2 separate regions of the Homo sapiens genome follow, and region 2 is linked to region 1. Evidence: read pairs that join two places in POLR2A ChIA-PET (ENCODE). Cell type or tissue: OCI-LY7. All regions are shown on one strand. Each heading gives the region's core, and the rest is flanking DNA. Links, peaks and the distances in the headings are about the cores only. Region 1 holds the start of DEFB108B (defensin beta 108B). Region 2 has its middle 17 kb from the start of DHCR7.

Region 1 (5,378 bases), core at 133-5,132:
CCCTTCTGTCTGAGCCTACCACAGCTTTGGCATAGCTCTTATGCCAGTTCTTAGGAAAACTAACTGTTGCTGAAGGAAACTAGAGGAGCTTTGGAGACCAAGATTTAGTAGAATAATGCCTGATTTTTAATTTTTGATGTCTAGTAACTGCTAGTAAACTTGCCTAATTTGGAGATGGAATAAGAGGGTTTCAAAGACTTGAAACACCATTGACTTCATTTAACTGAGTTGCTATGGAGAATTAATGAATTAGATGGCTGCAGGCCTCTCAGCCAATGAGTCTTCCAGATTTCCTATGAGACCCCCTTTTCTGGTTATAGGTGATGGTGATTTCTCTTTGAGTATTGAATCCCTGTAAGGTGTTAGGCACTCTACTCTTACCAAGTTTATTTTGTTACCTGGTAGAACTTGGCTCATAAAGAAGAAAATGGCGAAGAGGAGGACAGCAATCCTCATGGCTGAAGAAAGAAAAAAGTTTGTCTTCATTTCCAGGAGGCAGAGAAAACTTCCATCTGTGGCTGTCTAGCACCAGTGGAATGTCTCTGTTTGGATAATAAGAGTCTTTGTGTACCTCATTAGGCATATTCATAGATAGACGTGTTCTATGCATGCAAAATTGCTTTTATGGGAAGACTGAGAGTCCTTTTTTTATTGGACAGCCAGTTCATTAGTATGATGTGGGTGCACAGTTTTGGCCATAAAACCTTGTTAAATGGGGACATAAGCTACAAACATTTTGGCAAAAGATGAAAGTTTATGAACAAACAACCATTTATATTGTTACAATAAATTAGACTGTGTTGAGAAACCAGTTGGTTTCATTAATGACCAGACATTTTGTTAGTGAACACTTCCCAGACTTTACTTGCCCTGCTAAGAATTAATCACCCCACTTTCTCCTGGTCTGAAAGTCCAAAGTGCTTTGTTTATGTTACAGTACTTACTGCCTTGTATGTTAGATTAGTGAATGTATATTTGCCTCATCCACTACTGTATGAGCTTCTTGCTTGCTAGGACAAGACTATATTACTCAGAACTGAGGAGGGAGTTGAATCATGTGGCTATTTATTCTCAAATCCTCTTCACCAAGTGGAACAAAACAACAGTGAAAGACCACCGCACATGGAGGCAGGAGGTCTGGATTTGGATTCTAGATCTCTAGATCTATTACTAACTGGAGGTATGGATATAGTCAGGAAAATTGTCTTCCTTAGGTGCTTCCTTGATAGCGTCTATAAAGGTCGAGATCTGTTGGATCTAGATCAGGGGATTCTCAATCATTACTATGCAGAAAATCAACTGGGAGAGTTACTTTGCAATACAGATGCTTAGTTCCATCTCATGATATTTTTATTTTTTTTAAAATTGGTCTAGTATTTTTTGTTGTTTGTTGTTGTTGTTTTTATTGATCATTCTTGGGTGTTTCTTGCAGAGGGGGATTTGGCAGGGTCATAGGACAGTAGTGGAAGGAAGGTCAGCAGATAAACAAGTGAACAAAGGTCTCTGGTTTTCCTAGGCAGAGGACCCTGCGGCCTTCCGCAGTGTTTGTGTCCCTGGTTACTTGAGATTAGGGAGTGGTGATGACTCTTAACGAGCATGCTGCCTTCAAGCATCTGTTTAACAAAGCACATCTTGCACCGCCCTTAATCCATTTAACCCTGAGTGGACACAAAACATGTTTCAGAGAGCACCGGGTTGGGGGTAAGGTCATAGATCAACAGCATCCCAATGCAGAAGAATTTTTCTTAGTACAGAACAAAATGGAGTCTCCTAAATCTACTTCTTTCTACACAGACACAGCAACAATCTGATTTCTCTATCTTTTCCCCACATTTCCCCCTTTTCTATTCGACAAAACCGCCATCGTCATCATGGCCCATTCTCAATGAGCTGTTGGGTACACCTCCCAGACGGGGTGGCGGCCGGGCAGAGGGGCTCCTCACTTCCCAGAAGGGGCGGCCGGGCAGAGGCGCCCCCCACCTCCCAGACGGGGCGGCGGCCGGGCGGAGGCGGCCCCCCACCTCCCTCCCGGACGGGGCGGCTGGCCGGGCGGGGGCTGCCCCCGGGGCTGCCCCCCGCCTCCCTCCCGGACGGGGAGGCTGGATGGGTGGGGGCTGCCCCCCACCTCCCGGACGGGCCGGCTGCCGGGCGGAGACGCTCCTCACTTCCCGGATGGGGCGGCTGCCGGGCAGAGGTGCTCCTCACATGCCAGACGGGGTGGCGGGGCAGAGGTGCTCCCCACATCTCAGACATGGGCGGCTGGGCAGAGACGCTCCTCACTTCCTAGACGGGATGGCGGCCGGGGAGAGGCACTCCTCACTTCCCAGACTGGGCAGCCGGGCAGAGGGGTTCCTCACATCCCAGATGATGGGCGGCCAGACAGAGACACTCCTCACTTCCCAGACGGGGTGGTGGCTGGGCAGAGGCTGCAATCTTGGCACTTTGGGAGGCCAAGGCAGGCGGCTTGGAGGTGGAGGTTGTAGTGAGCCGAGATCACGCCACTGCACTCCAGCCTGGGCAACATTGAGCACTGAGTGAACAAGACTCTGTCTGCAATCCCGGCGCCTCGGGAGGCTGAGGCTGGCAGATCACTCGTGGTTAGGAGTTGGAGACCAGCCCGGCCAACAGAGCGAAACCCAGTCTCCACCAAAAAAATACGAAAACCAGTCATGCGTGGCTGCACGTGCCTGCAATCGCAGGCACTCGGCAGGCTGAGGCAGGAGAATCAGGCAGGGAGGTTGCAGTGAGCGGAGATGGAGCAGTACAGTCCAGCTTTGGCTCGGCATCAGAGGGAGACCGTGGAAAGAGGGAGAGGGAGAGGGGGAGGGGAGGGGGAGGGGGAGAGGGAGGGAGAGGGAGAGGTGGTCAAGTATTTTTCATTAAATAATGTAAACTTTCTTAGTCTACATCTAATAAAACTCCCACCAGCATACAAATACATTGAATGATATTAGCAGCAGAATCTTTAAATAAAGTAACCATACAGAACTATTAGGCCATCTTTTTTTCATTGCTTATTATTTCATGCTATTTGTCACCATTGTCATCATAATCAGCCTCATCCTACATTGTTGAACACCCATCACGGACCATATGGCATAAACATTTTTCCTACTCATAAAGGAGCATATGTTCTCTATATGTATATAAAATTAATGTCTGAACAAACTGGCTTAAACAAGGCAGAAGTTGGTTTCTCCCTCACTTAAATCTATAGTTCTACCTACCATGGCTAATACAGATACCTGCCAAATTCATTAGGGATGCAGGCCCCTTCCAGCTCTCTGTTCTGCTATACTTTAGAAGAGGCTCTAGTTTGGCTGCCAAATCCCCACCTATCATTTTTGAATTCCAGGCAGCAGGAAGGAAAAAAGCCAAGAGAGAAAAACAAGGGAGCATCTACCCCTCCTTTTAAGTATTTTAACCAACCCCTCTTGTTTTTTTTTAACTGACTTTGTTGAGCTATGATTACATTTAAAAAGCTGTACATATTTAAGGTGTACATCTCAGTGAGTTTGGGGATAAGTATACACCATGAACACATCACTACCATCAAGATTATAAACATATCCTTCACCTCCCTAAGTCCCCCCCCTTTATTATTATTATTTTTTTGGTAACAAATATTGGTAAGAATACAAAATCTATCCTTTTAGCAAATTTTAAGTGTGTAATACAGTATTCTTAGCTGTAAGCACTATGCTGTAAACGAGACCTCCAGAACTTACTTATGTGGTATATCTGAAACTTTGTGCTGTAACCACATCTACCCATTTCCCCAGCACCACGGCCCCTGGCAACCACCATTCTACTCTCTGCTTTTGTGAGTTTTTCTATTTTAGATTTCAAATACAAGTGAAATCATATAGTAATTGTCATTCTGTGGTTGGCCTATTTCATATAACGTAATGCCCTCCAAGTCCATCCATGTTGTCACAAATGACAGGGTTTCATTATTATGTAACACTGAATAATATTCCATTGCATATATGTATCAGCCATTTATCCTGATACTCTTCCTCCACCTGCCTCCCAACAGTCCCCAGTGTGTGTTGTTCCCCTCCTAATATCCATGTGTTCTCACTGTTCTGCTCCCACTTATAAGTTAGAACGTGCAGTGTTTGGTTTTCTGTTCATGGGTTAGTTTGCTGAGGATAATGGCTTCCAGCTCCATTCATGTTCCTGCAAAGAACATGATCTCATTCCTTTTTACGGCTGCATAGTATTCCATGGTGTATACGTACCACATTTTCTTTATCCAGTCTGTCACTGATGGACATTTGGGTTGATTCCATGTCTTTGCTATTGTGAATAGTGCTGCAATGAACATATGTATGCATGTATCTTTATAATAGAATGATTTATATTCCTTTTGGTATATACCCAGTAATGGGATTGCTGGGTCAAGTGGTATTTCTGGTTGTAGGTCTTTGAGGAATCACCATACTGTCTTCCACAATAGTTGAACTAATTTACATTCCCACCAACAGTGTAAAAGTGTTCTTATATCTCAACAGCCTCATCAGCAGGTAGTTTTATTTAAAAAATTTTTGAGAAACCTTCATACTATTATCTGAAATGGACATAGTAATTTGTATTTCCACCACAAGTATACAAGGGTTATCTTTTCTCCACATCCTCACTAATACTTGTTATACATCTTTTTGATAATAGCTATTCTAAGAGGTATCAGATGATATTTCATGGTGGTTTTTTTATTTACATCCCCCTGATGATTAGAGACGGTAAGAATTTTTTCATATATTTGTTGGCCATTTGTATCTGTTCTTCTGGGAAATGTCTACTCAGATCTTTGCCCTTTTTTTTTTTTTTTTTTTTGAGATGGAGTCTCGCTTTGTCACCCAGGCTGGAGTGCAGTGGCGTGATCTTGGCTCACTGCAAGCTCCACCTCCCAGGTTCATGCCATTCTCCTGCCTCAGCCTCCCAAGTAGCTGGGACTACAGGCACCCGCCACCATGCCCAGCTAATTTTTTGTATTTTTTGTATTTTTTTTTTTTTTTAGTGGAGACAGGGTTTCACCGTGTTAGCCAGATCTTTGCCCATTTAAAAAAAAATTCAACTTTTATTTTAGATTCAGGAGATGCATGTGCAGGTTTTTACATTGGCACATTGTGTGATGCTGAGGAGTATGAATGATCTTGTAACCCAGATAGAAAACATAATACCCAATAGATAGTTTTTCAGGCTTTTGTCCCCACCTTCCCTTCCCCCTCTAGTAGTCCCCAGTATCTGTTGTTCCGATCTTTACTTCCATGTGTAACCAATGCTTTGTTCTCACTTATAACTAAGAACATATGGTATTTGGTTTTCTCTTCCTGCATTATTTTAGAATAATGGCCTCCAGCTGCATCCATGTT
Region 2 (5,378 bases), core at 80-5,079, 400 kb after region 1:
AAGCTCAGAGTGGCTTCATTGCTTCACATGAGAACTGGTCCCACAGCCAGGCCGCCTCCCAGACAGCCTGGAGGGTATCGGAACTGTGACCCGCCCAGGCTGACTGCTGAGCCCTAGTGTTCGTGCACTGGTGCCCCACCACTACCTGTTTGAGGATATGGGCCTGAGGGGTCCCGTGCATCTGTGCTGGACACACACCACAAGAGTGATTCAAATGCCGGGGAGACGGGAGCACACTGCCCTGCATGGCTCTGAGCGGAGTGGACCCTGCCTTTTCTTCCCAGACATTGCGTAAATTCAGTTCACAGAGGCTGGGGTGTGGTCACTGTGAGCTCAGATCCGGGCCTCCCTGCCTGCGTTGGAATCCTGGCCCCAGCATTTAAGAGCTGTATGACCTTCAGGGGACCTACCCTCTCAGTGTCTCAGCTTCCTCTTTTGAAAGATGAGGGTCATTATTATCTTCCTGCCTTGATGTGAGAAGGGCTTTCCAGGCCAATTTGCTGGGAGAGCTCTTGGTTCAGATGTGGACCTGCCTCTGAATTGGCTGAGGTTAGCTTTTGGTTTGGTTTCTGTTTGAGCAGCTTTGTGCTGGGCTGCAGGTTCCTCTTCCATGCACTGTGTGTTTGTACAATGGGTTCTGCAGGTGCAAGGCTGTGGCCCAGGCTCTGTCCCACCAGACACGTCTGCCCTCACTCATCCCCAGATGGAGCCAGCTTCTCTCTGGGCGAGAACAGGGTGATCCAGGAGCTCAGATTAGACAGTGCCAGCCTCTACCATTCTCCATGTACAGAGAGCATTCTGTTCCCAGTGAAGCCACAGTGCCTGATCCCTGGGAAGCTGGCCTGGCCTTTGCCCCCTTCCAGAATGAAGGACGGCTCGGACCAATTGCCAGGGCCATCTGAACTGTGCTTTACAGGGCATGGCACTGCCCTCTGATAAGGGGCAGGCATCCAGTACCCCAGGACAGGGTCAGGGCAGGAATCCAGTGGGCACATTCAGAGAGGCTATTTTCCCATGAGTAGATTCAATCCTGATACACCCCACCCTCTCCAACCTCAACCTTCGAAAGCGAGGTGAGGCCTTTCTCAGAAACCACCCTGCTTGCTGTTGGCTCCAGCAGATCTGCTTTCTGGTCCACATTTAACAATCAATTGCTCAGCACATATCTCTGTCCTGGGAGGAGCTGCGCAGATTGCAGGCACTGTCTTTGATGGCACAGCTGATTTCTTGGGAAACTGAGGCCTGGGGTTTAAAGCAACTCACCCCAAATGACAGAACTAGCAACTGGTAGAGGCCAAATTTAAACCTAAGGAGGAGAGGCAAAGGGGCAATGTAGGTCACAGAGTACAATGTTTGGGTTAGACAGGAGAATAAGTTTCTGAGATCTGTGGCACAGCATGGTGGGTGACCATAGTTCGGAATGTATTATATATTTCAAAATTGCTAAGAGTAAATTTTCAGTGTTCTCACTATGCCCACAAAAATACACAGATGAAGTTATGGATATGTTAATTAGCTTGATTTACTCATTCTGCAATTTACACATGTATCAAAACATCACATTGTACCCCATAAATATAAACAATTATTGTCAATTGAAAATACCATTAAAAAATATAAATGACCAATGAAGATCTGAAAAGCTGTTCAATTTCCCTAGTAATTAGAGGGAGGAAAGTTAACATCACGTGATCCTTTGGCAAACTTGATCACATTGGCAAACTTTATTGCAGCAGTAACTCCCAGCATCACCAAGGTCAACAAGAAGCCAGTGTTCTCCTAAACAGTACGTAGGAGTTCTGTTCATTCACGTCAAGAAATTTACCCTGAAGAAATCAAGGGAGGAGGAATATGTTTCAATAACAATGTTGGTGCAAGTATGGTAGATAATAAAGTTTTCTGCTGGGCGCAGTGGCTCACGCCTGTAATCCCAGCACTTTGGGAGGCCAATGTGGGCAGATCACTTGAGTTCAGGAGTTTGAAACCATCCAGGGCAACATGGCGAAACCCCATCTCTGTAAAAACAATTAAAAAATTAGTTGGGCATGGTGGCACATGCTTGTAGTCCCAGCTATTCAGGAGGCTGAGGCAGGAGGATCACCTGAGCCTGGGGAGGTTGAGGCTGTAGTGGACCGTGATTGTGCCATTGCACTCCAGCCTGGGCCAACAGAGCAAGACCCTGTCTCAAAAAAAATAAAGTTTTCATATGAAATATATACATAAAAGGATATATACCAAAACATAAACATTAATGCTATTCATAGCTGCATAGCGGAGGTAATAGATAGTGGTTTTTTTCTGTATTTTTGATAAATGTTATTTTTCAGCAACACTTCTGCAGGATTATAGTAGTGGTGAGGAAGGCTGCTTGCACCTGGACAGATACAATGCATTTGTTTTTAATAAACTAGACCTTCCTGCCCTAAGCAGGCCAAGGAGGAGGAGGAGGACTTCTGGCCAGGAGGGGGGTTTCCACGCAGGCACTGGTGCCACCGAGGGCCGACTGGGCTTGGTTTCACCACGTTGCCTGCAGGGAGGGCTGTTTCAGGAGCAGGAGTCAGCCCTTCTTGTCTGGAGTACTGTCAGAGGTGGGCGTCAGTGATAGCGACAGGAGGCAGCCAAATGCCCAGCAGACAGAGGTGGATCCCCGGTGAAGCCCCACCTCCAAGCCAAAGACAGTTTAAAGCCTGAAAGCCAAGCTATCCTTGGACTGGACTGACAACTTGTCTTGCTGTTTGGTGCACTTCCCTCTGATGGATCCCCACCCTTCACCTATTTTACATATACCCAACCTTTCCTAATTGGTTTCCTACACTGTTGTGTCCACCTTTGAGTGGCATCTTTGCTTTAACCTTTTGTTTGTTTGTTTTGGAGACAGAGTCTTGCTCTGTCACCCAGGCTGGAGTGCAGTGGCGCAATCTCTGCTCACTGCAACCTCCGCCTCCCGGGTTCAAGCCATTCTCCTGCCTCAGCCTCCCGAGTAGCTGGGATTACAGGCATGCACCACCATACCCGGCTAATTTTTGTATTTTTAGTAGAGACTGGGTTTCTCCATGTTGGTCAGGCTGGTCTCGAACTCCTAACCTCAGGTGATCTGCCCGCCTTGGCCTCCCAAAGTGCTGGGATTACAGGCGTGAGCCACCGTGCCCAGCCTAGTTTTAACCTTTTACTGCATACTCACAAGCCAATCAGCATGCACTCCCCATCCTGTACCTATAAAGACTCCAGACTCATTCAGTAGAGGGGAGACGGCCTGACTTTGGGGAAGATGACCTGCCCTTCCTGGCCCCTCTCTAGCTCCCCTCTCCACTTAGAGCTGTTTTGGTTGCTCAGTAAAATTCTCGGCCTTCACCATCCTTCAAGTGTCCATATGACTTCATTCTTTTTGGATGCTGGGCAAGAGTGGGACCCAGCTAGTGTGAGTACCCAGAAAGGCTGTCACACTAGCCCTTTGCCCTTGCCAGTGGAGGGCAGCCACCCCACATGACAAGGCAGGGGGACAACTGAGCTGCTAACACACCACCACCCACAAATGGCAGAACTAAAGGAGCACTGTAACACTGCCTCTGGGGCTTTGGGGTCACAGGCACCCTCACCTGGGTGCTGCAACACGCCTAGTCTGGCCACGGGTCCTGCATGGAGCTTGCTCCTGTGTCTGCACTTGGAATGGCCGGCCGGATCCCACACTCACATGCTCACATGCTCCCTCCCACAAGGGGTTGAGCACAGTGAGCTGAGTAGACGGGGCGCCCCTGCTGTGAGTCCCGTGAAAGGACCAAGAAAAACCCTGCATTATCAGGAGAGGGAACGTCAGGCCACAGCCCGGCCAGATTTTCTGGTCAAGAGGCCTCATTGAGGAGAACATTCCATGCAGACTTGAGATCTAAGTCCCCTCTGTGTGTTTATTTCATCAGGATGGGCAGATTATTCTCCCTGAGTGCCTCCTCAGCTCACAGATCCACTCTTGCCCCTTTCCCAAACCTTGGTCTCCAAATCTGTTAGGAAATCTGGATGTTACCTGGGAAGACCAAGACCGCAGTGACTGGGAGCTGGGGACGGGATGGGTCTGGCTTTTGGAAACTCAATGCCTCAAATTCAACAATGAGCCACAGACGTGGACCAGCTCTTTGTTGTTCCAGGAAGTGGTCAGGGGTGGGGGTTTGCACAGGGTGAGTGTGGTCACCTGGACACACAGGGAAGCTGCAAGATGGCTGTTAGCAAGAGGCAAGTACCAGGCAAGTCCACCTGGCTCACAGCTTTAAACACCTCCACGGCTTGGTGACTCCAAGGTTTCATCTCCAGCCATGCCTTTGTCCTGAACGCCGCTCATGAGTCCACATGCTCCCTCTACACCTCACTCAGCATCTGAAAGGTTACTCGACTTCACCCCCTCAATCAGTACTGACCTTTTCCCATAAATGTCAGTTGCTCTAACCGAAAACCAGGTATCATCCCTGACTCCCCTCCCTCACGCCACGTTCCATCAGAGGGCAAGCCTGTGGCTGTGCCCATGAAATGTCCAGGATCTGACCGCTTTCCATCTACCGGGTGCCCCCGTCCCAGGCTCTGTCCTCTCTTAGCCTCAGCGCATGTCTCCCTGCCTCCTGCCCCCGCCCACAGTCTGTTCTCGGCTCAACAGCCAGACTATCCCATCAAAATGTGAGTCACATGCTGTCACTCCACTGCTCAGAACTTTCCAAGGTCTTCTCATGTTGCTCAGAATAAAAGCCAGGGTCGTTCTGAGGGCCTCAGCCGCCCTGTGGACTGTCAGACCTCTCTTGCTGCAGCCTCCCATATTGACACAGCAATAGCCATGCCCACCACCTCCCTGGGCCTCTGGCACTGCTCCACCTCAGTCAAAGCCCAGTTAGAACTACTGATGCAAATCCCCACAGCCAGGATCATCAAGACATCGGCCGCCAAGCTTTCTGGCCAGGGATTTCAGTTGCAGAACTGTTTGCAACACTTAGCTGCAATGGAAGTGCCAATTCTGGAACTGGTTTCCTTGTTGTTGGCTCACTTCTTCCTACCCCTGAGCACACTTGGAAGGCTACAGACTTAGATAAGTGAGGAGGAGGCGGGAGGCATTTGAATTACATGGTTATTATTTTTTTCTTTAACTGGGAGTGAACTCCACTCTGTCTTGAGAAAGAATTCTTGACTTGCCTTGCAGATGAGAAATGCTGCTGTGGAGGCTGAGTAGAGGCAGGAAGAGCTGCCTTCCCTTTAAGACTTGGAGATGACCCTGGGGAGGGCAGCAAAGGCGTCTGCAGAACCATCTGGGCTGTTTCCCCCTGGACAGGACTGCAGGGAGCTGCAGGGAGCTGCAGGGAGGTTCACCACGGCCCTCTGTACCTTGGAATACACTAAGATCTCCA

What was found. ChIA-PET counts read pairs that join two places held together with the same protein. Peaks named below come from ENCODE experiments on the same cell type or tissue, not always from the same donor. Only the 100,000 strongest peaks of a DNase experiment are listed, where the experiment ranks them.
Region 2: POLR2A ChIA-PET joins it to region 1 with 10 read pairs; 2 of 35 experiments call an interaction of 5 or more read pairs at or near these places.

What each region holds. Positions count from the first base shown.
Region 1 is chr11:71,828,278-71,833,655 of GRCh38, reverse strand. It overlaps DEFB108B (defensin beta 108B), which reads right to left and starts at 456. Exons shown (of 2, transcript NM_001002035.2): 1 at 399-456. The coding sequence starts at 456. The region is part of intron 6 of XNDC1N-ZNF705EP-ALG1L9P (XNDC1N-ZNF705EP-ALG1L9P readthrough); the gene reads left to right. In OCI-LY7, for the core only: no CTCF peak of the experiment used is centred there; no DNase peak of the experiment used is centred there.
Region 2 is chr11:71,428,648-71,434,025 of GRCh38, reverse strand. It overlaps a transcript of DHCR7 not described here. Among named protein-coding and RNA genes, the nearest start is that of DHCR7, 17 kb to the left of the region's middle. In OCI-LY7, for the core only: no CTCF peak of the experiment used is centred there; no DNase peak of the experiment used is centred there.